Regions from separate parts of the Homo sapiens genome. Here region 1 is linked to region 2. The links are chromatin loops, found by intact Hi-C in ENCODE. Cell type or tissue: heart left ventricle. All regions are shown on one strand. Each heading gives the region's core, and the rest is flanking DNA. Links, peaks and the distances in the headings are about the cores only.

Region 1 (15,079 bases), core at 2,695-10,694, 73 kb after region 2:
GAGAGAGAAGGTGGTGACCTTATGCAAGTGGGGCCCTTGCACAGAGGGCTGTGTGAGACATGGGCACCCTACTCCTTAGGCCATGATCGCTGTTTATAAAATACATTACAAGTAGGCAGGTCTCATTTCCATCTCAAGGTGAAGCACCAGCACTTCTGTCTCAGGAACCCAGGATGGTATAACACCAGCCTTCCTACTATGTCTCTTCCCAATAATCCAGAGTCAAAGAGCTGGCCCTGAAGACAGGGCCACCAACATCACCTAGGAGGGGCCACGACTAGGTGAGTCACATCATGGGGGCAGCTGCCACATCTCAGAGTCCCTAGACTTTGTCCTTCCGGCCTAGCACAGAGGAAGACTTCAGTTAATGTCTGTGGGTTAACAATTCAAATGCAAAGCAGAGAGAATTAAAATAAGAACTGAGATGTCACCAGAAAGGACACACCCGCAGGAGGCTGTCCCACTACAGGGCAGAGCACTAGAGAGCACAGGAGAGCCTGGAGGGACAGGTAGACAAGCTGCCACATCCACTACCACCACTGCAACAAAACAGCACTTGAAAAAGCAAATGGAAAGTGCCATACAGTCAAAACCCAAACCTGCCGCTTCCACGTCCAGAGTCTAAGAGAATCAGCAACACTTAAGGCAGAAAAAAAAAGGTGATGTGAAAGCAGAGCTGCAAGGAGACTGAGTGACAAGTGAGGGAGAACATAAAGCTGCCCCAAGCCTCGGGTCAGTACCTGGAAGCACGTCTAACCTACGCTTCTGCTCCAGAACAACTGGGATGATCACCGGGTGACTGGAGACACAGGGGGCATCGATATTTCAAATACCAGTGAGCCTATGCATGCCAGCGGGCCGGGGAATCTTGCAAAGCAAAGTCAGGCAATTTCGCATATTAAGTTTGCCCACCTTTGACAATAACTTCCCCTTAGCAGCATCTTCATTCCTCATACCGTCATTGCAAAATTTGACCAACACTGGGCTTGACTGGTAGCTACCATTAGTTAGAGTTTAGAGTTGACTATAGGGAAAACAACTAACATGCAGGTTGTACAGTCAGGTACGACAAAATGGTTGTGGACTGGAACTACCTGGAATTGCTCCTTTTAGGATGTGCTGCTTCCAAAGACAGAGCCATTACCCTTTATCAACAGGACAAGACACCAGGCAGATTCCCACTTTGAGAATTCTGCACACACCCCCTCCACTGCCTAGAATGAAGTTGGACCTCCAGGGTTGGGGAAGGGACACCTACCAAATAGAGACACAATTGGTATCAACATGGATTCATGTGGACGACGAGATAACATGGGAGAAAGAGTATGACTACCCCCATCACACACAAAAAACAAAATCACGCACGGCACGTTGCTCTTTTAAGTGAGCAAGTAAAGAAGTTCTACCATTTCATCCTGTGTAGGGTCGTTGTCAAAAATCTTCATAGGTGGTGGGAGGGGTGTGTGTGACTCTTCATCCGGCTCATCTTCACCCCAACCTTTCTTGCTCTTCTAGAACAAAAGAGCAGCATTAGTTACTGTGTCACAAACATGCCAGTGGTTCTGGACTTGACATTAACAAAAATAATACATAGGAGGAGAGTTCCTCTCTCAACTCACTCTTAACTGTTCAGTCGCAATTTCCTCTTTTGATACATGGATACACCTGCTTATTTCAAATGAGAGTGAGCACCAGTGGGGAACACACACACACACACACACACCCCCAAAAAGAAGCAAAACCAGAAACTATCTATCTTATCGATTAGCAAGAAAAGAAAAAGCTGGAAGTAGTCAGAGAGAGCCTAACTTTTACATTTTTGTAGGGCTATGAAACCATAGCCCAAATGCCGCCAGGCTTAGCTGCCATTTCCAGAGGGAGAAATGGCAGGTAGCATAAAATCACAACAAGAGGGGGTCCAGTTACACATCACAAAGAATTTCTTAGCCACATCAGTGATTAGAGCAGGATTGTGTGCCAAATAAAACAGGTATCTCATTTCCCCAACCAAAACATATCCACTGTCTTTTGGTTACAGAATCTCAGCTTCATCCAGCCTAACTTTGGCTACAGTCTCTCAAACCTTCCAGTATGGGCGTTCATTAGTTTTCATGAAGGCCCATTTAATCACTGACTGACTCCTAGATTAAACTTTTTCTTTGAGCGGAAACCCTGCCTATTGTAATCTTCATCTGTTCATCATAGTTATCTGGAGTAACTCTGGATGATCTATTCCTTTTGATGTGTGGCACTGCTCAAGAGACTTGAAAACAGCTACAATCTCCCAGCACAGTCCTGTTTTCAAAATGAAACAATCTTCATTCTTTTATTCTAAATCTAAACAGGTCTAGCTGGTTTTAATGTAGTCCTTAGTAGAGGTAGGGAACTAATGACCAAATGACTCCCCTCAGGCCCAGGTCCTATCTCCAAATCTGGCAAATGGTTTCTGTCTGCTGGAAGTCTTAGGGGCTAGTCAGCTTCTGAATCAGCCACAAATCAAACTGGCCAATGTCTTAAGAATAAAAAGAATCCAAATCACTTAGGCTCAAGGTAACACACTAATGGAGATTTGAGATGGCCTAGTTGACAAAACCTGAGGAAGGAGACATGTCAGAAGGCCCTCCTGATGGACAACTCCAGGGCCCCCTGTAAGTACCTCATCAGCGCTGTCTCCCTGAGGGGTTGTTTCATCCCCAGGCTTGGGAGATCCCAGGTCAAAGCTCTTCCGACCATCGCGAACTTTCTTCTGCTTTTTGATGTTTCCATCTGCCTTCCCGCTGTTAAGCCGACGCACAGGACTCGTCAGCCACTTCTTAAGAGTGTTGGTGGAGCGCTTGGGACCCGGGGAACTGTGGATGGAGTTCAGGGAGGGCTGGGCCTGCAGGTTGGCCACGGACTCGGACTTGCCTCCATTCTCGCTTGAGGAATGAGAGTATGCATCTGAGGAAAACGGACAGACACAGCCATGTCAGAGGTGGTGAAGGCAGGCCGCAAACCTGGGACTGAGACAGCTCCATCCTCAGGAAGCTAGGACACAAGGCAGAATGTCCAGGCCAGCTGTAGACCCCAGTCCAGAGAACCCTCTCAACAACAGTAAGAAAGGCAAACGCTCACTCAATTTTTAAAGTATGAAGCACCATTCCCGGTACTATGGATACAGGAGTGGGCAGAAGACAGAAACTCCTGCCTTCGCGGAGTTTACATTCTGGTGGGAAACACATATAATAGACTATAAAAATAAAATAAGCAAAATGAAAAGTATGACAGGTGGTGAGAAGTGCTACATCAAAACACAAAGTACGGGAAGGGATTAGGGAGTGCTGGGGTTGGAAAAGGGGGTGCAGATTGAAGAGGTGATCAGGGCCAGTCTCATGACATGACATGTGAGCCAAGGCCTAGTGGTGGTGACGCCATCTGGCGAAGGGCCTTCTGGGCGGAAGAGCAAACACAAAGGTCCCAAGGCAAGGCCTGGGGTGGCCTTGGTGGAGTAAGCCGGGGGGATCAGTAAGAAAGGAAGTCAGAAAAGCTACTGGGAGCTGGGTCAACAAGCATGTGGTAAGCCAGTGCTATGCCTCTGGCTTTTACCTGGAGTGAAAACCCACTGGAAGATTCTGAGCCAGAGTGATTCAATCTGGCTTATATTTTTAAAGGTCATTCTGGTTTCTATATTGAGGGCAAGTGGAAATAGGGAAACTGGTTGGGAGGCCACTGCACTATTCCAGGTGAGGGATGTTGGTGGTTTAGAAGTAGGGTGGTCCTAGTGGTTGTTAGAAGTGATCAGATTCTGGAGATGTTTTGCTGGAAGGGCCAATATGAATTGCTGACAGACTATGTGTGTATGGGATATGAAAAAAGAGTCAAGGGTATCTCAGGTTTTGGGTCTGAGGTTAGGATGGGGTTCCTGAGATGTGGAAGAATATAGGAGGAACAGGACTCAGGGAGGAAATATAGGAGTTTAGGTTTAGACATCTTTGAGATGCCCATTAGATACCTGAGTGGAGAAATTGAATAGCAGCTTGCCTTCAAGTCTGGAGCTCAGGGGAGAAAGTGCTGGTGAGCTGGAGATAATTGCAGAGTTGTCAGAGGAGAGATGGGGTTGGAAGCCATGAAGCTGGGTGAGATCAGCGAGAGGCATGGGTATGGATAAAGACAAAGTCCAAAGACTAAGCCAGAAGCAGGAAGACGAGAGGACAAGAAAGTAGCCAGTGAGGTAGGAGTAAAACCAGGAGGGTGGGGTGTTCTGGAGGCTGCACGTGGAAAATGTCTTACAAAGGGAGAAATCGGCGTGTCAAATGCTGCCTGATAGGTCAGGAGAGTTGACCTAAGAATTAAGTCTTAAAACTGAGCAACATGGAGATCATTGGTGACTTTGAAAAAAGCAGCTGTAGTGGAATGGAGGGGGCCATGGCCTAATTAGAGAGGATGCAAGAGCATGGGTGTGAGAAACAAGACAGAGTATAGAGAATTCTTGTACTGTTTTAAAGGCACAGTGATTGGAGAACAAGAGTTTGTTTTGTTTTGTTTTGTTTTTTAAATCTCAGCATATTGTTTGTAAGCTGTATGCCATATATTGACTATTTTCAATCGTATATGCTTGCAATAGCCTAAACATTTTATGTGGACTATCATTTCATTCTCCGTATAACTCTATGAGGTAGGTTCTGTCATTATCCTCATTTTACAGAAGAAGAAACTGCAGACTTAAAGAGTTAACTTGCTTAAGGACATACAGCTCATAGGGGCAAGGTGAAATCTGAACTGCAGACAGCCAGACTTGAGCACTAAACTACACTACTGGAGCCGGGTGTGGTGCCTCATGCCTGCAATCCCAGCTACCCAGGAGGCTGAGGCAGGAGAATCACTTGAACCCAGGAGGCGGAGGTTGCAGTGAGCCAAGATCGCACCACTGCACTCCAGCCTGGGTGACAGAGGGAGACTCCATCTCAAAACAAACAAACAAACAAACAAACAAACAAACACTACTGGGCCTTTCATGTCTACACCCGCCCAGTTCTCTAGGCTCCCTCTGAATATGGGGTTAGGGATGAGGTTTGAGGAAGAGCAAGTCCAGGGAAAGCCACGCTGCCATGGAAGAATAGAGAGGCTAGAACAGGCATGTGGCAGATGTGGGCATGCAGGAAAACCACATTGAGCAAACTTTATTTAATTTTCCCTAAATCCTTGATTTCTGAATACTCATTAAACTCGGAGGAGATCAGCATTAGCATCTACCTACCTTGGCTTTAGAGAATAGTTTTGAGTTATTCAAAAGAAAGCCCTTTAAGTCCACTTCAGATGTCTTCCTAGTTCTCAGTGCTTGTTTCTACCAGTATTGAGAAAGCTGGGCATTCGAAAGTTGCACAGGAGCATCAGCATGCAAATCAAGATCCTCAGTGAAAATTCCTAAGTAATAATTATGTCATGGAGCACTGATTAGGTCATGTATTATAAAGATATATAAGACAGATTTTTATTTTCGCAGACCTCTTACCTAGCTATACATAGATATCCATACACAATAGAGAGAAGCAGAGAGAGAGAGAGACAGAGAGAGAGAGAGAAAAAATGAAAAAGCAAGATTAAGCATGCAAAATAAAGATAAATTCACAAGGCTGTATGTGATTAATTGCCAGAGGGCTGGTATGGACTTTAGCTGACAAGTAAGCAGAGTTCAGAGGAGGGTGAGATCAGTGTAGGCGGGATTGATCTGAAAAGATTTAATGGAAGAGCTGTATCTGAATAGAAGGGTGAAGGAATTCCAAAAGGGAGAAACAGCAGGAACAAAAGCACAGAGGCAGGAAAAATGAAAAATAAGTTAACAGCCAGTAATAGATCCTTTGGATGAAATAAAGATTAGTGGAGAAAGAGAACCTGGATAGAAAAATTTGTGAGGACATTCAATAATAAACCAGAGGAGTATAAACTTTATTATGAGACTACTGGGAAATGACATGATAAAAAGAGTTTTTTTTGTTGTTGTTGTTACTGCTTTGTTTTTAACGAATCTTGGCAACTATATACAGCACAGCCCTGCGAAGGAGGAATTAGAGCCCAGAAAACCACACTAGGGCTGTGCACAGGGAATATAAAGAAATGAACGTGAGACACTTCAAAGCAAGAAGTGATACCATTAGCATCTGAACAAATCAAAGGTGAGTTGTCTCTGTGTATGCTGATGCTTCTCATCATCACCATGATCTTGGGAGAATACCTGACCAGCTCTACCTCACCCGCACATAGGCCCCCTGACAGTGCCGGTTTGCATACTGATATTTAAATCAAACACAGGACTAGGTATTTAAACAAATTATTACAGTGGCTTTTCATACCTACTCGAAGACTGAGTCACCTTTTCCTATAATGACTTTGCCCTAGACCTAGACTAGAGGTCTAATCTACCTGGGAGGCCCTCTGGCCTACATGCAGCCAATAGAGAAGAAATAAAATCCTGAAATAGGGTGAAAGGATATGGCTGGGCATGGTGGCTCATGCATGTAATCCCAGCATTTTGGGAGGCAGAAGTGGCCAGATCACTTGAGGCCAGGAGTTTAGGACCAGCCTGGCCATCATGGCAAGACTCCGTCTCTACAAAAAAAAAAAAAAAAAAAAAAAAAAAATTAGCCAGGTGTGGTGGCACATGACTAAAATCCTAGCTACTTGGGAGGCTGAGGCATGAGAACAGTTTGAGCCTAGGAGGCAGAGGTTGCAGTAAGCTGAGATCACACCACTGCACTTTAGCCTGGTCAACAGAGCAAGAGAAAGAAGAAAAGAAATGAGAAGAAAAGAAATGAAAAGAAAAGAAAAGAAAGAAAAGGAAAGAAAGGAAGGAAGGAAGGAAAGGAAGGGAAGGAAGGGAAGGAAGGGAAGGGAGGGAAGGGAAGGAAGGGAAGGAAGGGAAGGAGGGGAAAGGAGGAGGAAGGGAGGGAGGGAAGGAAGGAGGGAGTGAAGGAGGGAGGGAGGGAAGGAAGGAAGGAAGGAGGGAAGGAGGGAAGGAAAGAAGAAGGGAGGGAGGGAAGGAAGGAGGGAGGGAGGGAAGGAAGGAGGGGGGAGGGAGGGAATGAAGGAGGGAGGGAGGGAAGGAAGGAAGGAGGGAAGGAGGGAAGGAAAGAAGAAGGGAGGGAGGGAAGGAAGGAGGGAGGGAGGGAAGGAAGGAGGGGGGGAGGGAGGGAATGAAGGAGGGAGGGAGGGAAGGAAGGAAGGGAGGGAGGGAGGGAGGGAGGATGGAAGGAAAGGTGAATGGATGCTTTTGCCAATAGACAGCTGTCTCCGGTGGCTACAACTGGCTGGTCTCATGGGCACAAATCTCAGGCTTTCTGAGCCTTGACCCTGCTGGAACTTTCTTGGATATTGCTTGAGTTTTGTGCATAACTTGGAAAACAGCAGCAGAATATTTGTATTTGGAAGCATAAAAATTGAGCTTCTAAAATTCTCTGGTATGAAGGATAACTCACAGCGTTGCTATACTCAGGGAATATTAGGAGCTCGACTAACTTGGTTGGCATCTCTTTAAGGAAAAAGCTGTAATCTTATCTCAGAAAATTCCTTGCTGGCTGTGGTCTTGGGTGTGTTGACATTGTTTCTGAAGTGTTTGGTATGGGTCAAACTACTGTTCTCAGAAGGCTGGGTGATAAACATCTTCAGAACACTGGTAATAGAAGCAGGGCCTCTCTGCTATCTTTCTGCTGATAAGTTTGCAGAAGCTTTTCATTCACTAGACCCCTGTGATGCCATGTGGCTCTACTGAATCCAAGCCTTCAAGACTTATTATCAGCACATGTCGTGTCAGCAGAACTAGAAGTCCGGCCACATTAACTGTGCCTTGCGTTACCAGGCGAGACAGATGACTGCCTAAGATTTCTGTTCCATGGTACATCATGGCCTGGTTTTGAGATTCACAAATGCACATTTTGAATGACCATTCCTCTTCCCCTGTTGTCATTTACTTCTGCTTCTTTGCTTTCTGTGAAAATTAATGGCAAGAGTATAAAGTACAAATTAAAAACCAAAAGTAATCTCTATTTTGTTGTTTCAAGTTTGTTCCATGCAAGCAACTGGAGCCATGCAACCATGGCCCAAGTTATGGGAATCTCAGAGCTGGAAGCAATGTAATTCATCACCTAGTGGGTGTCCTGACTTGGGATAAGACCATTTCCAAGACACTTTAAATGTCTGGTTATAAAGGAATGTGGCATCATTTAGATTAGAAACATCTACTTAGTTAATCGCTTCTTCAGAGGGATTGGCATGTTATGCTCATCCCATCTTTTTTGGAAAATGGCTGCCATTAGCTGCTAGAGAACTTATTTTACTATCTTTCTAGATAAAACAGCTAAGTGACAGATTTGGAATAACTACAACAATAATATCGTTCTCTCGTCAAATCATCCCAAGTCCAGGCAGGTGTTATTTATTAGGATTCCCACCTTAGGAAACAGAAAATGAGACTGTTTTAGGAAACTGAGGCTCATAGTGACTGGCAAAGGCAAGACTTAAACCCAGATCTGACTCCACCACACATGTATTTAATCTTATCTCTACATCCAAGTTCATTCCATGTGTTCCTTTCATCTTTACCATTATTATAGAAGGGAGCATCAAGTTGCTTAAAGGTTTATATGTGGAAAACCACTTGTCACAAATCAGTAACAAAACTAGTACCAGCATCTAGGCATCCCTAGGCCTATTCTAGGGCTCTGAACCAATGCTTCCTCTTTAGCAAAGAAGCTTTAGAAACTGCCCAAAGACCAATGACTGGCATTAAGTAAATGGGAAGACAAATGGATCCCTGGACACTGCAAATAATAAAGAGCCCCTAATGTTCTGGTATGTACAGTTGGCTTTCTATAATTAAAAAAAATTTTCTGAAGCGAATTTTATCATGAAATAGTTTTAAAATACAGAAAAATATAGAAAAAAATTGACATCTATGTACTCATCACCTAGATATAGTGTAAACATTTTTCCATATTTACTCCAAGTTTTTTAAAAATAAAAGATTACAGATATAGTTGAAGCCTTTTATGTTGCCCAGTTGCAATCCTACTCTCTAATTGCCCTCATCAAAGTTAAATTCTCTTCTGAAGCTAGTGTGCATCTTTCTTATCCATGTTGTTAAACATTTACTTTTATGTGAATATAGTATTATTTTGTGTTTTATAGTTTATATAATTATCATAATGTAGGTATTACTTTGCAACTTCATTTATTCAAAATTATTTGAGATTTATTCATGTTCATACATGTAGATCTAGTTCATTCATGTTAATTTTTTTTTTCTTTGAGACAGAGTCTTACTCTGTTGCCTAAGCTGGTGTGCAATGGCGCGATCTCAGCTCACTGCAACCTCTGCCTCCCAAGTTCAAATGATTCTCCTGCCTCAACCTCTGGTGTAGCTGGGATTACAGGCATGCACCACCACACCCTGCTAATTTTTGTATTTTTAGTAGAGATGGTGTTTCACCACATTGGCCAGGCTGGTCTCAAACTCCTGACCTCAGGTGATCTGGCCACCTCAGCCTCCCAAAGTGCTGGGATTATAGGTGTGAGCCACCGTGCCCAGCCTCATGTTAATTGTTGAATAATATTCTTTCATAGGCTACATCATAATTTTGTAATATATTTTCCTAATGAACATTTGGGCATATGGGGATATAGAGATAAATAGATATATAATTGTACAAATCCATTTGCATGAGTGTGAGAATTCTTCTAGGCAGTGCTTCCCAAACTGTCTGTGGTAAAGAATCAGTTTTACTTGTTTCCAATCTATTTTGGACCAGTACTTTTTTTTTTTTGGAAGAAGATAGAGATGGGGTCTCATGATGTTGTCCGGGCTGGTTTCGAACTCCTGAGCTCAAGGGATCCTCCTGCCTCAGCCTTCAAAGCGCTAGGATTACAGGCATGAGCCATCATACCTGGCCAGACCAATACTTTTATGAAATACATCACACTCTTGGATGTTGTGGAACTGTCAAAACACTCATTTTCTGGGCTCATCTCACTGTGGATTGGACTTAGTTCAAAGACCTTGGCTGTCTGTGGTCACACACTGAACAGCACTGCTTTTACTCTAAAGCATAAATCTCCAGGTGGAACTGTCTGGCTCCACCACTGGGCACTGTTATGACTCTGGGCAGGTTACCTTGGTTTCTGTATCTCTGTATCTTGGTTTCCTCATCAGTAGGGAATATTAGAACCTATCTCATAAGGTTGCTCCTAGGATTAAGAAGTTAATATTTGAAAAGTGTTTAGAACAATGTCTAGACCCAGAGAAGCATTTGTTAAATAAAAATTAATAAAACCATAAAAACCTCCCCTAATTCCATGACTGACTTTTTTCTGTGTATTCATTCATTCTATCTGTGTGTTCTTCTACAGGCTAGTCTCGATATGTTAAGCGTCAAAAGTTTTAGCTTCAAAGTTCTGTGTCTCATGAAAGCAAAAGAAAAACCTAATACTACCAGTTGCCACCTGGTAATAGATTCTCCCTATCTCCAGTAAGTAATGATAGCTCTTTAACCACTCCTAAGACCAATGCCTGCAATCTCTTCCTAGAATAAGGTAGCCTCATCCTTTGGCTATCAGGCAATTTTCCCCCTCCCTCACCATTTGGAAGTTTAAGCAGCACAGGTTATTCCCTGAAGATGACACCTGCCTCCTTCTATCTATCTACAGGGGTATCCCTCAGAATGGGAGCCTCTGAAGGACTCTATGAGGAGGTAATTGAACAACTGTTGAGATTATGGTCTCAGATACCATCTTGGGGGTTAGAATAAGCACGTTGATGTTATTAGCCTAAGCCTTGGGGCAACAACTCCATGATTTCAGGTATTTTAATCACAGTACAGTAATCTCCCCCTTATCCATGAGGGAAGGGATGCAGTCCAAGATCCCCAGTGGATGCCTGAAACTACAGATGGTATCAAACCCTATATATGTTTTTTTCTATACATGTGTACCTATGATAAAGTTTAATTTATAAATTAGGCCTTAAGAGATTAACAACAACAACTAATAATGAAATTGGACAACAATAACAATATGCCAGCATCACTACTCTTGCGCTTTGGGAGCCATCATTTAGTAAAATACGGGTAACTTGAACGCAAGCACTGCAATGCCAGGACAATTGATCCGATAACTGAGGCAGCTACTAAGTGACTAATGGGCAGGTAGCATATACAGCATGGAGATGCTGGACAAAGGAATGATTCAGATTCACATCCTGGGCAGGACGGAGTAGGATGGTGTGACATTTCATCACACTACTCAGAACAGTGTGCAATTTATAACTTATGAACTGTTTATTTCTGAAATTTTTCATTTAATATTTTCAGACCTCAGTTGACTGTGGGTAACTGAAACTGTGGAAAGTGAAACCTCAGATAGACGGCGACTGTTTTAGCATGTTTCCATGCAACACACATAAGTGCTACCTGCTTCAACTGAAGACAAAAATCAGAATAAAGCCTAGGAGAGCTTGTGCACTGAACATATCCTAACCAGTCCATTGTCTGTGTCAAACATTGTCCTTCTTCTACTTAGGTAGCCTTTCATTAGTGTGATGGTTAATATTGAGTATCAACCTGATTGGATTGAAGGATGCAAAGTATTGATCCTGGGTGTGTCTGTGAGGGTGTTAACATTTGAGTCAGTGGGCTGGGGAAGGCAGACCCACCCTTACTCTGGGTGGGCACCATCTAATCAGCTGCCAGCGCAGTTAGAATATAAAGCAGGCAGATAAAACGTGAAAAGACTAGACAGGCCTAGCCTCCCAGCTTACATCTTTCTCCAGTGCTGGATGCTTCCTATCCTCAAATATTGGACTCCACGTTCTTCAGTTTTGGGACTTGGACTGGCTCTCCTTGCTTCTCAGCTTGTAGACAACCTATTGTGGGACCTTGCGATCATGTGAGTTAATAAACTCCCTTTTGTGTGTGTGTGTGTGTGTGTGTGTGTGTATAAATAAATATATATATATATATATCTCCTATTAGTTCTGTTGTCCCTCTAGAGAACTCTGACTAATACAATTAGTAACCAAATAAAAGGTACCTGCATAGGCCAGGCGCACCGGCTCACACCTGTAATCCCAGCACTTTGGGATTGTAATCCCAGCAATCCGAGGCAGGAGGATTGCTTGAGCCCAGGAGTTTGAGACCAGCCTGGGCAACATAGCAGAATGAAAGAAAAAAGCAAAGCAAAGAAAAGAAAAGGAAAGAAAGAAAGAGACAAAAAAGAAAGGAAGAAAGAGAATAAAAAAGAGAGAGACAAAGAAAGAAAAAAAGAAAAGAAAGAAACCTGTATAGACATCGGTAGGAACTGAATATACCAGAAATTTATTATATCTGATATAACTAATTTAGAAATTTAATTTCTTGTTTCTAAAGTTTCAACTCATACTTACTTCAATGTTACACCTAAAAAAAATGCTACTCCCCTTTCTGGTTTAGTGTAAAATTTGCCAAACGATTCTGAAATCAGAACACACTGTACACAAGTCATCAAAGAGTGCAAACATAGGCTCTGGCGAATACTTTATTGTTGCATCCACAGGACTGTCACCCATTACTTTTCTAATCACAAAATACTGACTTAGCCTTGTTTCTACTGACCCCAAGGCGATTTGGAAGTAGAGAAGGACTACAATTCCCAGACAGAAAAAGAAGATAATTCTAATAGTGTTAGGAGCTTAGTGTCCCCAAAGACCAGTAGCAGTGTCTTTGCAAGGGGTAGGCTGGGACCCTAGAGAGCAAGCATATGTGCAGGTGGCATCCGAGGCTTCCATGGATTGCGGGCATCACAAATATATTACTTATGAGGCTGGCTCACTATTTTCTACATTGGCTTGAGTAGTACAACTCAAAAATGAAAAAACTCGGTTTCAATCCATTCTTCTGGAGTTCAGTGATGGTATTCAAGCACACCCCAAAGGCATGTCTTCTATATAATGCATCATGTGATTGTTAAAAGACAATGGGGTCCAGTTGCTCCATATAAACCATACCTGTTTTATCTAGATGGTCAATAGGTCTATAAATGTCCACCTGGTGTTAATCGTAATACTGAATTGGAAACTTTGACTCCAATGGCTGAAATCAGAAGAAACCACAAAGATTTCTAATATCCACTAACAATTTACAGAGGGGTCCTTTGACCTTCTGTTCTTTTGCTTTAGCTCCAATGGCATGGGAATAATTGCAAACTCATTCATATTGCTTTCATATGGCTTGAGTTGTATAAGGCCAATGTACTTCAATACATCTGTCTGAAGATATTATATACTCAAACATTCCTATTTTCTTTGCTTTCCAGAAATAATTTGCTAATATAAAAATTATAGAAATATCATATATACATCTTTGTTCACACTGGAAATTGAATATCTAGAGAAGGGCACGTAATGGGAGGGCCAAAGGTGAAAATTTCCTGGGTAGCCAATGGATAAATCCATATTTGTTCATAAGCATTGACAGCATAAGGCCTGCAGTAAGTATTATTACATAATATGTCCTGCATGGTGTACAATAATACTCTGGCAAAATTTAACAGAATACAAGCTCCTGGTTGCATATTCAGCTGAGGTCCTGAGGCTATGTACGGCCAGGTTCTGGCACGGCTGGCTTCTCAGCAAACCATCTGGTTAGCCATCTTGGTGCCTGGGCCACTTAGTGCTGGAGAATGAAGATAGCTGCTATGGTGACAGCAACAGGAAATGGGGCCGGGAAGTGGGGGGAGCTAGAAATACTATTCCTTGACACTAGGAAACTTGTTGCCCTTGCAATTACTCTTAACACAACTTTAGACTAAACTTGGCAGATGCATCTTGGCTCAGAATATTCCATCTTCCATCTCTTAGTCATCCCCAAGTCTCAAATGCATAGCGCAAACCCCTGCCTCCCACTTACTATGCCACCACTTTTAGACCTAGTTTAGGAGTCTCTTTTCCAATGCATCCTTTACCAACTCAACATCCTTTACCTTACCACTTCAGTCAGACTTAACTTTGTGTTTTTATAAATTCTGTACAACTGAATCCTTATGCATTTAGAACATCTGTATCTATTTTTTCCCATTAAATTAAAAGTACAAAAGCAAGGGCCACATCTTAGTTCGTTTCTAGTTATTGTCCCCCTTCTTTTCCCAATACGGCTGCTCCTGTCCTGGCAGAATGTGTACAGATATCTGAGCCACAGAAATGATTCCAGATCCAGTGGCATCCACATAGGGCAGGGATCCTTCTCATCTTCAGAGCCCATTGGGACATTGGCCCTCAACAGGAATATTTCCAACAGGCAATCTCCAAAGACTCAAAAGTCAGCACCTCTGGCTTCAAATTAGAAGTCTCCTAAATTTTGTTCTAATTCAGTGCAGATCTCCCTCAACTACTGCAGGCTTCTTCAGTGCTGTCCTCCCCACGACCCTGGCCCCACGCTTTGGCTCCTGTTAGGATGGCATTGGAAGCAGAGGATAAAATGAAAGTTCCCAATTGACTGTCCTCAAGGTCTCCTCGACCTCGGGTTCTCCTGTGTAATCCTCTGTCTGAGTCAGAGACAGAGGGAGGAAAGCCCTCAAAGGGCAATGAACTCCACCCTCTGCCCCTAGATAAGCACTTCCTGAAAACACAAGGCCGCTGCTCTGATATACTGCTGTGCTGACTCACTGGACTCACTGCCCCATCTAGCTGTCTCTGGAAGTTAAAGGCGAGAAAATTCTCTCTATATTCCACCAGTGGTGGATTCTGAAGCTTGATATGTGGGATCAAGCAAAAGTCAGTGAAAGCAGATCTGCTGCTCTTCTAAGAGTAAATATTCTAGATATTATTTCAACCTACACACCCATTTACTTCTGCTAGAGTTTGCTGCAGCTTCTGGAGAGGGAACACACATTTTTTCTAAACTGTGGAGTAGAAAACTTTCCCAAAAGACTTCTGAAGAGTTCAAAACATAACCACCAAGGCCGGGAGTGGTGGCTCATGCCTATAATCCCAGCACTTTAGAAGGCTAAGGTGGGAAGATCAATTGAGATCAGGAGTTTGAGACCAGCTGAGCAACATAGCGAGACCTCATCTCTACTAAAA
Region 2 (15,079 bases), core at 3,263-11,262:
TTTGTAAAACATTTTTTCTCTCTATTCTTCATGTCAGATAATTTATATTTCTTCCTCTTCAATTTCACCAACTCCTCCATCAGCTTTGTTCTGCTATTGAATCCATGCTGTAAATTTAAAAATTTTAGATATTGTATTTTTTGTTATGCAATTTAAATTTAAAAATCATTTCTATTTCTCTGTCAATAACTTCTATCTTTCCATTCATTTCAAGAGTATTCACCTTTACCTTACAGAGGATGGTTGTAATTGCTACTTTAAAGTCTTTGTGTGATAGTTCCAATATTTGGATCATGTCAGAGCTGGCATCTGTTGATTGTTTTCTTCCCGAGAATTTTTTAAGTTTTTTCTGCTTTTTGTAATGTTGAACAAATTTAGATTGTATCCCAAACATTTCAAATGTTATGTTGTGAGACTGATTCTGTTAAAATCCTCTGGAGGAGTTTGATTTTTGGTTTATTTGTATGTTTTGGTCAGCAATCAACTTGGTTAGGTTCAGACTGCAAGTTCTGTCTCACCTTCTGTGGGAGGTGGTTCTATTGTCAGTTCAGTTTTCAGTGTTTACTATGCTTTTAGGTCTGCCCCTTGTGAGCACCACACAAAGATTAGTCTGAGACTAAACAGTCACTGAGCAGTGGTTTACATCATAGTCCAGTTCTCAGAGCCTTGCTATATTTCTTTGGATGTGCCTCATACAAGCACAGCTGGAAGGTGGCCCAGGATTTGAGTCATTTCATATAGAATTAGGAGATCTTCTTCTTTTGCTTTCTCCTGAGATTTCCCCTGCATTCTTTATCTCCCAAGTGCCCCTTTTTGAAGTTGTCTGGCCAGAAAGATGGGATTCCCTCAGAGGTTTAGCTTCCTGCATTGTCATGCAGTTTCACATGACTGCCCTCGGGGTGAAGCAGTGACAGTAAGGAGACACAAAAAAACAATTAAGCATGAATTATTCTGTTCTCTCCAGCTCAAAGGGTTCCCTTTTCTTTGTCCTTTGGCCAGAAATGTGGGGTTTTCTTGGAGTTTTTGCTGTTTGTGCATGCTACATAGTTCTTTGATTTGGCCCACACTTGTATCAAAGCTGGGGAGATAAAGGAGAAAAGAGGAAAGAAGAAAAAAGGTAGGAAGGAAGAAGGGAAGGAAGGAGGGAAGGAAGGAAGGAGGGAAGGAAGGAAGGAAGGAAGGAAGGAAGGAAGGAAGGAAGGAAGGAAGGAAACTGCTATTCTCCTTGTCATTAGCCATTCTTCAAGTTTTTACTTTACTTTCTTTCCTTTTATTTTTTTGAGACAGGCTCTTGCTCTGTTGCCCAGGCTGGAATGCAGTGGTGCGATCTCGACCTCCCAGGCTCAAGCAATCCTCCCACCTCAGCTTCCCAAGTAGCTGGGACTACAGGTGTGCACCACCATGCCTAGCTAGTTTTTTCTTTTATTTTTTGTAGAGATGAAGTCTCGCCATGTTGCCCAGGCTGGTCTTGGACTCCTGGGCTCAAGTGATCCTCCTGCCTCAGCCTCCCAAAGTGCTGGGATTACAGGCGTGAGCCACCACACCCAGCCCAAGTCTTTTGTCTTTCCACTCTCATCTCTATTATTTAATTTGATACCCAGGTATTGCTTTTTGTATCTTGTCCAGGGATTCTGGTTGTAATCAGTGGGAGATAAAGGCTACAGTGGGCTTACTCTATCTTGGGTGGCATTGGGAGTTGGCTCATTTTGAAAGTTCAGGAATAAAAACGTGTTTGGTGGCAGGGCACGGTGGCTCACACCTGTAATCCCAGCACTTTGGGAGGCTGAGGCAGGCGGATCACCTGAGGTCAAGAGTTTGAGATCAGCCTGGCCAACATGGAGAAACCCCATCTTTACTAAAAATACAAAAATTAGCCGGGCATGGTGGCAGGCACCTGTAATTCCAGCTGCTCGGGAGGCTGAGGCAGGAGAATCGCTTGAACCTGGGAGGTAGATGTTGCAGTGAGCCAAGACTGCATCACTGCACTCCAGCCTGGGAGACAGAGCGAGACTCTGTCTCAAAAAAAAAAAAGAAAAAGAAAAAAGATGTTTAGAAGCTCTGAGCTTGTGGGTGAAGCCTGTCACCTTTTACTTTACTACAGAGTGATTTGACAAGACTGCTCAGTTGGGAAAGCTCCACAATCAGTATCTTTAAGTCTTTCCTTTTGGGCTGGTTAGAGTTCCCAGAGAAAGAGCCCTCTGCTTTCTGCCTAGAGGGTGAAACCCTGGCTGTCAACCTCTGGAGGTCCAGTGGATAAGAGAGCTGGGGTTCTGAGTACCCAGCATGCATACATTCTCATATTGTCCCTGTTTGCAGAATGGCTCCACTGCCTTCAACTGTGCCTGGTGTCCCCAAGGGCAGGGATGCTCCATTTTTCCCTTTCCAGAAAATAAAACTCCAGGCCAGGCACGGTGGATTATGCCTGCAATCCCAGCACTTTGGGAGGCCAAGGCGGGAGGACTGCTTGAAACTGGGAATTCGAGACCAACCTGGGCAACATAGGGAGACCTTGTCTCTATGAAAAATTAAAAAGTTAGCTGGGCATAATGGTGTGTGTCTGTAGTCCCAGCTACTTGGGAGGCTAAGAGGATCACTTGAGCCCAGGAGGTCAAGGATGCAGTGAACCATGATTGAGCCACTGCAGTCCAGCCTAGGTGACAGAGTGAGACCCTGTCCTAAAACAACAACGACAACAAAAGAAACAAAGAAATAAGAAAGAGAGAGAGAGAAAGAGGGAGGAAGGAAGGGAGGGAGGGAAGGAAGGAAGGAAGGAAGGAAGGAAGGGAGGAAGGAAGGAAGGAAGGGAGGGACCAGTCTTTTCTTGGATGAAGAAAGACAATCACACAGATACTTGAAGCTGGGGAGCAGATTTGGAGCCAGCTTATCCCTTGGGAATGCTGACTGGTTGCCTGTATAGAATCTAAATTGTAGCAGGACCAGGCCTCCAGGTAAGGATGGCAGGCTGAACACAGACATCAGTTTTCACTCCCTTCTGAGACTCAACTTCTCAAAAAATTTCAGCCAATCCTTTCAATTTTAGCATCCTCCTTTTACCTACTTCCAGAGGTACGTGATGCTCCTAATACCTGAGCTTTTGGGTAATTCTGCTGCAAAAATTATACTGGCCCTCATTTGACCCCATGACTGACTGACTCACTCAGGTCTTGAAGGTCATTTATCATTCTTTCATCTGTTTTTCTGTAGAAGAAAAACATGAATTTCTGTGAAAAACATCTGTATTTCTGTGAAAATAATACTTTATTTTTGTCTCTTCTTCCAATGTCCTCATTCTTATATGCCTACTTAAAAAAATAAAATAAAATAAAATAAACCCTGCATTATAGTTTCAATGAAGTTTAGGAAGAAGTGAAGATAGATGCCTGTGTTCAACCTGCCATCTGACCTGGAGGCCTGGTACTGCTACCTTTTTATATAGCAATGGGTATAGGCAATGGGTCAGCATTTCCAGTGACAATCCCCTGCCTTCTCTATACTGCATTGTTGCCTGTATAGTTCATTCCTGGTTAAACACGCCATACTCAAGTGCCCTTTCCTTCTATGGATGTGCTGTAGGAGAGAATCTTCCTGCACTGTGGCTTTTTATAGTATTTAATTACCAGAGCACTCCTTTTAACAGAATAGTCACAAAGGCCCAGAATTCCAGATTTAGGTGTGATGAAGCAAGTCGATTGACTTCTACAGCCCTGGCACAGATATCTTTCCTGTGTCTCACATTAACATCTCCATGTATTATTTGGGCCTGGTGGGGTGGCTCACGCCTGTAATCCCAGTACTTTGGGAGGCCAAGGTGGGTGGATTGCTTGAGCTCAGGAGTTTGAGATTACCCTGGGCAACATGGTGAAATACCGTATCTACAAAAAAAATGCAAAAATTAGCTGGCTGTGATGGCTCACGCCTGTAGTCCCAGCTACTTGGGAGGTTGAGGTGGGAGGATCACTTGAGCCTGGAAGGTCGAAACTGCAGTGAGCAGTGATCATGCCACTGCACTCAAGCCTGGGCAACATAGTGAGTCCCTGTCTCAAAGAAAAAAGAAAAAAGAAAAAAAAAGAATTTCCATGTATTATTTCCATTCTGTTAATGTACAACATTTTGAAAAGATCTTCTGAAAATATAAGGACTATTCTTAGGAGAGAGGACAAGCTTCAGGCTGTTAGAGACTTTAAAACAAAAACATCGATTACTTTTGAACAGATAAGAAAATTGATCTTCCCTTTGAGAAATATCAAATCAGCCATCTGTTTTAGCTAAAACATGACTTAACCTATGGCTAATAATAGCAAACACATGCCTCCAGGAGGAATTAACTGGGGCATCCGGGTGATGAAACCAATTTCATTTAGAACTAGCTGGGGATTTAATCGGCCCATTATTGGGGGTCATGTTTAGCTTCACAAATTTCAATATAATAAAGCAAACTAGATTTCAGTTACTAGAGCTTATTTTGGACAATAATCGATATGATGAGAAACAATATATGCTAGTAAAACAAGACCAGGCTTGGAGTTGGGTAGCCCAGAATTTGAATCCTGGCTCCACACCTCCTAGTTGTGGGGCTTTAAGAAAGTTACTTAACCTCCCTGACCCTGAGTTTCCTTTACTGAAAATATACTTCAGGCTGGGTGAGATGGGTGGCTCACACCTGTAATCCCACACTTTGGGAGACTGAGGCAGGAGGATTGCTTGAGCCCAGGAATTTGAGACCAGCCTGGGCAACATAGTGAGAACTCCATCTCTACAAAACAACAACAAAAGATTCTTTTAAAAGTTTGCCAGGTATGGTGGTGTGCACCTGTAGTCCCAGCTACTTGGAAGACTGATCATCCTCCCCGCAAGCGTGGGAGGATAGCTTCTTAGGAGATTGAGGGTGCAGTGAGCTATGATACTGCCACTGCATTCCAGCCCTGGTGACAGAGACAGACCCTGTCTCAAAAAGAGAAAAAAGAAGACAAAAAGACAATATACTCAGCCTGGTGCAATGGCTCAGGCCTGTAATCTCAGCACTTTGGGAGGCTGAGGTAGGAGGATTGCTTGAGCCCAGGAGTTCAAGACCAGCCTGGGCAACATAGCAATAACCGATCTCTATCTTTTTTTTTTAAATCTGCTCAAACAGTATCTCATAGTGTTGTATGGATTAAATTAAATAATGTTTGTGTATTAAGCAGTAGAGCTCAAACAAACAAAAATAACATTTGTATATAGTATCTGCTTAGTATCTAGAATACTATAGATACTGAGATCATCATTATCATCATCACCATTACATAAATTTCCTTGGCTTTTTTTCTTCTGTTTGGCTACACAAAGAAGACAGGAAAGGAGAGGTAGAGTTTGTTTTTGATGAAAGGTGCTGTAACGGAAGGCAGTGAATGATATTGTGACTCCTGCCTAAGACACAGGCAGAAGGACCATTTTGGTTTCCTCTACAACGTCGGTCACAACCACGTCAGTTAAAAAATGTTATGCTTCACTGAGAAATGCTAATCAGAGCTAGAAATGATGTCAATGGCCCATCGTTAGTGGGTATTCTTTTATTTATACATCCGGGGGGAAGGATCTTACGGGTGGGCAACCTGTAAGATCTACCTACATTCCCTCACACAGACCACCTGGAGACCAAAGCATGCATAGGGATGAATGCCTTTTGTTTCTTTCCCATAGACTATTTTGTGGGCCAGGTGATAGATTTTTAATTTTTCTGTTAAAAGTCATATTTTTATCTGTTTTATTTTTGAGGACACACTAAATGTTCTCTAACCAAAATACTGCAAGTGAGAAAGAGAGAGAAAGAGAAAGGTATGGAGTGTATGTGTGTGGCAGGGGGAGGATTGGGATTAGAAATACTCATAAAATAATTAATGTGCTTGGTACACGGGCAATATAGAGATGTATATCCAACAATTAGTGATTGCACAGTCTTCCCAGGAACATGTGGAAATTTTTACAAAAAGTAACCATGTACTACTCATAAAGCAAGTCCAAACAAAAACCAAGGAATCAGTACCATATAGATTTTCTGACCACAATGCAAATTAAGTTAGAAATCAGTAATAAAAAGATACTTTAAAAAAACTCATACCTTTAAAAATCTCATATATATTAAAACATGTTTCCATTATAACCAGGTCAAAGAAAAATTCACAGTTGAAGACAACTACATATAACTTATAAGGAAAATACTGCATATCAAAACTCAGGACCTATAGCTAAAATTGTACTTTGAAGAAAATTTTGGGCCTTAATTTCTTATATTAGAAAAGAAGAAAGGTTGACAACTGATGAATGAAGCATCCAACTTAAGAAGTTAGAAAAAGAACAGTAGAAAATACAAACGAATATTTTAGTTTTTTTCTTGCTATGGAGAGAATTGCATTTGTAAAAGAAATAAACAATGACAACAACAAAAAGTTACTGTTCTGATGTGATGTTGCTAGGTGTTCATGAATGAAGGAATATAAAACTGTGTCATTACCTTCCAATTTCATTCAGCTCAGTGTAAGCTGAGTCAAAATTTTCCTTCCAAGAAATGGTGGCACCATCAGCAGCAGCATCTTCGGAAGAAAGAGAATCCATTTACAATATCGAGGATGTCATATAAGAATAAAGAAAAAATTAACAGAAAAGCTCCAGAGTAACCCCAAAGCAATTCTCATGACCAAATATGGAGTCTGACTCAGTGGGAAAATGCCATGATTCTCTGGAATGTTATTTTAAAAAATCATCCAAGGGGAAACTGACATGACAGAGTCAGCTTCTCTCTCCCATCTACTTAAACAAAGGGAAAACGCAGTACAATCAGAAATATGACTTATGGATATTTTATAAGATAAATTTAGGAGAAAAATTTAAAAGGGATAAAAGAACACTTTGAAGACCTAGAAAAGCTCGTGAAAATCAGGGGTGTAAGGAGGATGCAGAGAGAGAAGGGAAAAGTTACAAGGTCAAGAAAGGAGAAAAGGAAAAGACATTTTAGAAATTTCTCTTTCTAACCTGAGCCACATAGCAAGACCCTGTCTCTACAAAAAAATCAAAAACTAGCCAGGTATGGTGGTGTACACTTGTAGTCCCAGCTACTCAGGAGGCTGAGGTTGGAGGATCACTTGAGCTCAGGAGGTCGAGGCTGCAATGAGCTATGATCGCGCCACTGCACTCCAGCCTGGGAGACAGAGCGAGACCCTGTCTCCAAAAAAAAAAAAAAAAGAAAGAAAGAAAGAAAAAGAAAAAATTATCTTCTTATCCCGCTCTTCTCAGGCATTAATGAGCTTATCTGGTATACTGAAGGATTTAGCTTAACCCACAATATATGCCTGAGTAGATTCTTTGGCAGTATTACCTTGTGTGATGTGTCAATTCCTTGGCAATGATTCACGCACGCGTGCACACACACACGCACACAGAGCAAGCACAGCAATACGCATTTGTGTCATCTGTTGGGGACCAAGGTTCACAAATAGCAAAACACACAGCATCATCCGGGGCTGGAGCAAGTGAGCAGCCTGGGAGGAGAGGGGTCACATGAGCAGCTTGGCTCAGCTGACCCTGGAGCCAGTTCCCTCAGGTTTCCCAGAGCACAGCCTGGCTGAGACTGAAGGCGGCTTATCCATCTTGAATTCTGAGGAAACAGAGACCCAGGGCGTAGGTTTCTGCAAGAGTCACAGGCTCGTGGGAACAAAGTCAAAGTCACTGGGAGAAAACCGGGCTGACTGTGGGACTGGAACTGGAGAGCATTTCTGGATTCAGGTGGGGGCAGAGGTGATTTAGAGGGTTTCCCAAACCCCTCTGGAGACTCCAGAATTCCCTTAACCCTAAGGCACACAGGTCCATGGTCTTTCGAGTACAGTCAGCTGCCCCCCACCCACTGCTCTCCCCAGTACACACAGACCACTCCCTTGCACTGCCCAAAATCTCACCATTTGGAGATTTCTTTAGGATAGCCAAGTTTTCTCTTTCAAAATGTCCCTGGGACGAAGATGTTTTGGGCAAAATAAGAACCTTATTTGTAAAATACTCATATTTAGCTAGCTATATGTGTATCTTAGTTACTTTTTCAACAAATCTACATAAAATTATACCCATGTTGAAAAAAGAAATTCTGGGATGATTGGGGGTGAGGAAACTATGAAATCCTCATGTTGTAATGAAGTCCTTCAGCCAGGTTGCTTTTCTTTCCCCCATTTGAAGTGGGTGAGTCCCTCATGCAGGGAGGTACATTTACGGCTGGCAGGGGTGCCCGGGTGGGAGGAGGCTTTGTATTACTGTCTCAGAAGAGGGGCAGAGAACATCCACAGGACTCATGACTCCTGCCTGTAACTCTCCATTCCTGGGGACATACTCATTCCCCAGGGAACTTGGCAGGTGCAGGGGTAGGCATGGGTGCAGACCTAACATTTGCCCAAGATGCTTGGAGCTATACTTTACAGAAACATTCTTCTTAGTCCTCTAAAAGGTGCCTCTTGCATGGTGGCCTGACATGTCAACGTGCCCAGGAGTCTGTGACAGGCAGCCAGGTGCCTCAATCCCACTGCCTGGGGGGCCAGGGCTGGGCTGGGACTCACCATATTCTGGAAGTCGCACAAACTCCGAGGGCTCGCTGGGAAGGCTGATTCCCCAGGGGTTACTGGCACTGACTCTGAACTGATAAGGACACCCGGGACTAAGGTCTTCGATGACGAGGTAAGTGTCCAAGGTCGAAGCCACTGACTGCTGCCAGATCTGAGAACCTAGTGTACAGTTTCCCAGGAGAGGGAAAGAGAAAAGCCAAAGGGATATTGTTTCAAAGACCTTCAGCAAACAAAGACAGGAAAATAGACACATTCAATTCAAGGGATGCTTGTGGTTACCGTGTCAGGCTCTGAAAGCCTGTAGGCTAACTATGGTAGTTTGGATTCGGTTTCCTAAATGACGGAATAAATGGTGAGAGGCGTGGAAGAAGCTGGCCTATAGATTCTGTTCACTTTCAAATGTGCAAGTGCCAGAGTAAAAAGACATAGATAATACAGAATTTACAGGGGACACATGGCAAACTTTTAATAAGGCCAGAAGAGTATATTTTTAGTTAATAACATGAGAGAAAATATGCATTTGGAAATGGAAACAAAATGGAAAGTAACATGTATTGAACACTACGTACACGTAAAATACTGTGGAAGGTGTTTTCAACATAATTCTCTCATAGTTAAATGAGATTTAAGACAGAAAGTTAATTCTGTCTTAAATCCACAGAAACCCAGTGAGGTAGAGACCGCTAATCTTACTTTACAGATGTAGAAACTGAGCCTCAGAAATATTGAACAATTTGCCCAAGAGAACTTAGTTAATGAGCTGAACTATGAACTGGATAATGCTAAGGTAAACATGAACTTTGTAAAATGTGTCTCCCAGCTCACTATTAATACTTTTGTGCTAACCTGGGAGACACAAGAGTGAACAGCTTAAGAAGGATGCAGAAATAAATGGGTTTATAACTGCATAGGGCCTGTTTAATAAGAAAGAAGGAGAAAGAAGAGTTAAAATAATAAGCATAATGGAAAGTAGAATAAAACAAATGGTTTTGGTTCGGGGGATAGGGTAGCAAGCACTTGCTTTCAGTTCAATTGTGTAATTCCTAATGTTATTCAGAGTAATTGTGTTATTACTGTGAATAACTGTAGTTGTGTTATTAACAATTAGAGCTATCTGGCAGCTTCTTATTTTAACTAATTCTTGCTAACTAGATGGAAGTCTCAGTTGTTTCTAACTGCTGAAGAAATATATTCACTTTTAGCATGTAAATGTAACAAATTTTAACAGTTTAAATTGCACAATTTTAAACGGCACAATTAAAAAATATATATTCTCTTAATTTTATCTGGGGATAGGGGGTGTAGAACTCCACCCGTACTACACTAGTTATTTCTCTGGGAGAAAGATCACAAATTATCCAAGTAGACATCTGGGTTCTAGTGCTAGCTCTGCCTCTCACTAACTATAATCTTGTGTTTCTTAACTTTCTTTAGGCCTCAGCCTCCCACTCTGTAAAATGGGATTGATCATCCCTGTCTGGGTGATCGAGCATGTTAAGTAGGGATACATGCATGAAGACACCTTGAAACCTGCCCTGGGTCATAAATATGTCAGGGAGGTTTGGATCATCTTAGCCAAAACAGCTGCTCGACATCTGGGATCAGAAGGCAGCTGTAATCTGGCACTGAGGCCTCTGTGCTGAGTTGGAAGACACAACAAGGAACAACTTCTGAAAGATGAGGAGGCTAATATGTTCACAATTCTGAAGGACCTCCTAGAGACGAAGAGAAGACAGAAAAACAAGAGCAGGAGGCCGGGCGCGGTGGCTTACGCCTGTAATCCCAGCACTTCCGGAGGCTGAGGCAAGTGGACTGTTTGCGCTCAGGAGTTTCACAGCAGCCAGCAGCCTGGGCAGCATAGTGAGACCCTGTCTCTACTAAAAATACAAAAATTAGCCGGGTGTGGTGGTGTGCGCTTTAGTCCCAGCTACTCAGGAGGCTGAGGTGGGAGGTTGGCTTGAGCCCAGGAGGTGGAGGCTGCAGTGAGCCCACATTGCACCACTGCACTCCAGCCTGGGTTGATGGAGCCAAACCCTGTCTCAAAAAAAATAAACAATAAAAATAAAGGAAAATAAAAGTGGCTCATGCCTGTAATCCCAGCACTTTGGGAGGCCAAGGTGGGAGGATCACGTTAGCCCTGGCGTTTGAGACCAGCCTGGGCAATATAGCAATAGCCTGTCTCTATTCAAATTTTTGAAAAAATGGTTAGCATGGTAAATTTTATTATGTGTGTTTTACTGCAATTTTAAAAATAAATGTTTTAAAAGAAGAGAAAAGAAAAAGAAGAGCAGGAGATAGTGCACCTTCCTCTCTGTACTCCACAGTGTAACCAGAAATAGTGCAGTTTCCTGTGCTGGAGGGGGGCAGCCAGCGGAGAATCACGGAGGTGCAGCTTCTCTCCTGGGCAATGGGGCGGTTAGGGGCTGCTGGAACACCTATGGAGACAGAAATCAGGATCAGGTGCTATTTCTGCAGAACTTGGCATTTTACACCAAGGTATAAGTCATCTAGGAAACATTACCTAACCGATGTCACAATTTTTTCCTGTGACCTTCTCCACCAAGTGGCATACCTTTCTCCAGGCCCAAGGCAGATGTGGGAGACACACCATGCTGTCTGAAGTTCTTCCTTGGGCTAAATACTGCACCCTGAAGATAAAGCTTGGCCAGGGAACTAACATGTTGATGGTAGGTTTATGGTAGGCCACAGACAGCTCTTAGCAAAGATTCGTTCTCGTCTCATTTGCCAGAACTTTATTTTTGAATTTTTACAATGGACATTTTCTCCCCCAGGTCGCAGGGAGCCCTTATAATGTTCACTTAAAACGTAGTGCCAGGTGTGCTGGCTGACGCCTATAATCCTAGCACTTTGGGATGCCAAGGCAGGAGGATCACTTGAGCCCAGGAGTTCGAGGCTCCATCACTACAAAAAGTTTAAAAAATGAGCTGGGCATGGTGGCACATGCCTATAGTCCTAGCTAGTTGGAAGGCTGAGGTGGGAGGATAGCTTGAGCCTGGGAGGTTGAGGCTGCAGTGAGTGGTGTCATGCTACTGCACTCCAGCCTGAGCGACAGAGCAAGACCCTGTCTCAAGAAAAAATAAAGTTTGAGTAACACAAATTGATAGAGACAGAAAGTAGAGCAGTGGTGGCCAAGAAGCACTGGGGAGGAGGGAATGGGGAGTCATTGTTCAACAGGTACAGATGCAGTTTCAGAAAGATGGGAAGATGAAAAAGTTCTGTGGATGGATGGTGGTGATGGTAACCCAAAAATGTGGATGTACTTAATGCCACTGAACTGTACACTTATTTATTTATTTTTAAGCTGTACATTTAAGATGGTTCAGATGGGATGGGCACAGTGGCTCATGCCTGCAATCCCAGCACTTTGGGAGGCCAAGACGGGAGGATTGCGTTAGCCTTGGAGTTTGAGACCAGCCTGGGCAACATAGCGAGACCCTGTCTCTATTTGAATTTTTTAAAAAATGGTTAAGATGGTAAATTTTATTGTGTGTTTTACTGAAATTTAAAAAATAAATGTTTTAAAAAGTATTGTAGAAAACACAGCAAAATCCCATCTCTACAAAAAATGCAAAAAAAATTAGCGAGGCATGGTGGTGCATGTCCAGCTAATCGGGAGGCTGAGGTGGTTGGAGTGCTTGAGCCTGGGAGGTCAAGGCTGCCATGAACAGAGATCATGCCTGGGCAGCAGAGCAAGAACCTGTCTAAAAATATATATATATTTCAAAAGGTTTGACTAACAAAGAGGCTGTACCTTGCACTTTGACTGTTGCAGACGTTGATGTGGTCCCGTGGTCATTTGTTGCTATGCAGGTATAAATCCCACTGTCTTGGGGCATCAGATTACAGATCTTCAGGGTGATTTCTCCAGAATCACTAGGGACACCAAAAGGATGCTCTTCAGACTCCAGTAATGAGACACTTGACTGCTGGGTAAAATCCCATAGGGTTGGCCCATGGTGTGCTGAGCTGAGAGTCCTCAGGCCCGAGGTCAGTCCCTGGTCTGTGAGCTACCTACCACCCTGTTTCTCTACATCCCCAGTTCCTTATATGGAAAAAAATTTTCTGGCCATGCCCATCTCTCAAGTTTGTTGTACATGAGGGATAAAATAAGGAATAAAATGACATAAGAATTAGAGCATTGTTTGAAATATATAAAGTTGTATGCAAGTTCTGGCTCATAGTATTATTAGTATTATTACCACTAGCAACTTTGTCCTAGAATATTTTCAGTTTCACAGATCGATAATGAATGATGGAAAAAAAAAAAGGAAAGACTCAAGAATAAAAATATTTTAAGTATTTCAAATTCTAGATGTGGGATCCTCAAAATAATTAAGTGAATTTCTAAGAAAGAGTAAATTCCATCACCTAAATGATAACTTCCCCATTCACCCCAATACAAGGTCCAGGAATATCCCCAGGGGAGAACTGCTCTGAAATACAGAAGTCACAGTCAGCTCTGCCCCTTCCCTAGGGTTATGATATCCCCTGGCGCTTTTCATGATCCTCACCAACCACTGCGTCTCACACTAGGCTTCTTGGACCCACTGATATTTTATGACCTGGCCTCTTTATGGTCTCTGCTGGGAATACCAAGGAATGATGGTCTTCTTCTTTTTCCCATACACACAAATTAAGTCAATGAATGAAAGTTTCTTGATTCTAGGTGCTTCTTCCACTAATGTTTCTCAAGCATCTAGGGCTTGCTACCACTTGTCCACTGTAAGCAACAGTACACAGTCCAATTCATAGTTAGTAACAATAAATGCTGACACAATGATTGGGAGGCAGTCAGCTAAGTTTTGTTAAATGGACTCTGTGTGTAGAAGCATCCTTGCGGCTTGATTTTCTATTGCACATTTTAGAATTAGTCGTTTCTTTTTCTAATAACACTGTTCTTAGGTGAGGAATTAAACATCTCACTGTTTCACAGCAACCTGAAAGGCACAAAAAATGTCAGGATGTCCAGATGTGAGGATTACATTTTTACTACAGGTCTGGAGCCTTCGCCACTTAAATCAGAAGTCTAAATCTTCTGACTTAGAGATTCACTTGGGGATCTGTAGGGAAAGATCATCTACCAGGGTGAATGTAAGGCAGTGACTGTAAAAACTCTTCATAAGTATGGTGCATGCTTGACTTGAGATATAAAGGTTTATGTTTTTCCCTATTTGTTTAATGTGGGTCTGGAGCACAGTCTTTACAAACCATTCTGTTGATCCCAGGTATGTCTACGTGGTGCTGAGCACCGTGGGAAATGTGTGCTGGTGCTGCTGCAGGTGTCCATCAGGCTGCAGCGTGAGTGGCAGAGGCTCTGACTAACACTTGAGTCTCCTCAGTCTCTCTCTAATCAAGTCCAAGTGTTTGCCCAAGAACAGGCTCCAGGGCAGCTATTCTCTTGCAGAGCCCAGTCACCAGAGCAGAAGTTGCACCCCAGATTCAGCCTCTCAGTGCTGTGTCAAGCAAGGGGCTGCTGTTGCTGATGTTAGGGCAATCGGCTTACCAAGAGGAGACCGTGTATGTGGCTGAGCTGTTATCAGTGTCAAGGATGTTCTGGTCTGGACCCTTCCAAGTGATGGTGGGCTTTGGCCGCCCACAGACTTTGCACTGCAGTATCACTGTGTCCCCAAGCAAGCAGGTCACATCCACCAAGGGCACAAGGAATTCTGGGGCCACTGTGATCAAATCAACATACATTAACATCATTCAGAGCAAATTTAGAATAAAATGGCCATTTTGTTTTAACACACCTCTCTCATTTCCCACCCATGTCATGTAATGATTCAAATAACCTTCAGTATAACACTGGTGAGTCATCTGGGTCTCTTTAAAAAGTGTTTAAAAGAGATAACTGTTTATTATAGAAAAAAATAGGAAATATAAACAGAAAGAAAGAAAAGCTCCATAATGTCATAATCCAGAGATAATTACTGTAGGCATTCTGGTATATACCCTTTTGGGCTTTATATAAACAGACTTCTTATAAAACTTGGATCCCATTATACATATCGCAAGCTTTAGTCTTTTTCATCTAATAATTTATCATAAACCTCTTTCCTTGTCCATTGATACAGAACTATATCACCATTGCTTACAGCCAGTGCTTTAGTGCTGGATTAACTATAATTTATTTAACCAATCCCCATGTTTCCAATTCTAATGCTTTTTAACTCACCTTCTTGGATGAAATTTGGATTTAAGATCTGAAAAACAAAAAGACACAGAAAATTGCTTGAATCCTAAACTACTAAAAGAGAACAAGGGACTTCACCGTATTGAGTAAAAAGAAAGTACAATTTAGGGAGATGAGGCCTGGAGCCCAACTTCCCACTGTGTTGTGACTGTATTACTGTCACATTAGTAAAACCTCTCTTTAGCAACAATTGGCACTTGGTTTACTCTGTCTAATTCAGTTGTTCACATTCCTGCCTGGCAGCGTGCGGCCCCAGGCAGGTTTATTGTAACTTGGAGCTCTGCTA

Evidence for each region. Hi-C counts contacts between places; a loop is a spot of excess contacts. Peaks named below come from ENCODE experiments on the same cell type or tissue, not always from the same donor. Only the 100,000 strongest peaks of a DNase experiment are listed, where the experiment ranks them.
Region 1: a loop joins it to region 2, with 8 times the contacts of the local background. A loop is called at or near these places in 2 of 110 quality-filtered maps.

What each region holds. Positions count from the first base shown.
Region 1 is chr3:124,620,281-124,635,359 of GRCh38, reverse strand. It overlaps KALRN (kalirin RhoGEF kinase), which reads right to left. Exons shown (of 60, transcript NM_001388419.1): 35 at 2,657-2,940; 36 at 1,407-1,508. It also overlaps the pseudogene MEMO1P6. Among named protein-coding and RNA genes, the nearest start is that of UMPS, 100 kb to the left of the region's middle. RefSeq lists enhancers at 39-540, 14,447-14,536. In heart left ventricle, for the core only: no CTCF peak of the experiment used is centred there; no DNase peak of the experiment used is centred there; H3K27ac peaks cover 353 bases.
Region 2 is chr3:124,693,528-124,708,606 of GRCh38, reverse strand. It overlaps KALRN (kalirin RhoGEF kinase), which reads right to left. Exons shown (of 60, transcript NM_001388419.1): 52 at 14,776-14,803; 53 at 14,104-14,275; 54 at 12,352-12,473; 55 at 10,883-11,014; 56 at 8,574-8,738; 57 at 6,491-6,569. LOC124906276 (a long non-coding RNA gene) reads left to right here and starts at 7,584. Exons shown (of 3, transcript XR_007096039.1): 1 at 7,584-7,758; 2 at 8,454-8,691; 3 at 10,014-10,656. In heart left ventricle, for the core only: no CTCF peak of the experiment used is centred there; no DNase peak of the experiment used is centred there; H3K27ac peaks cover 707 bases.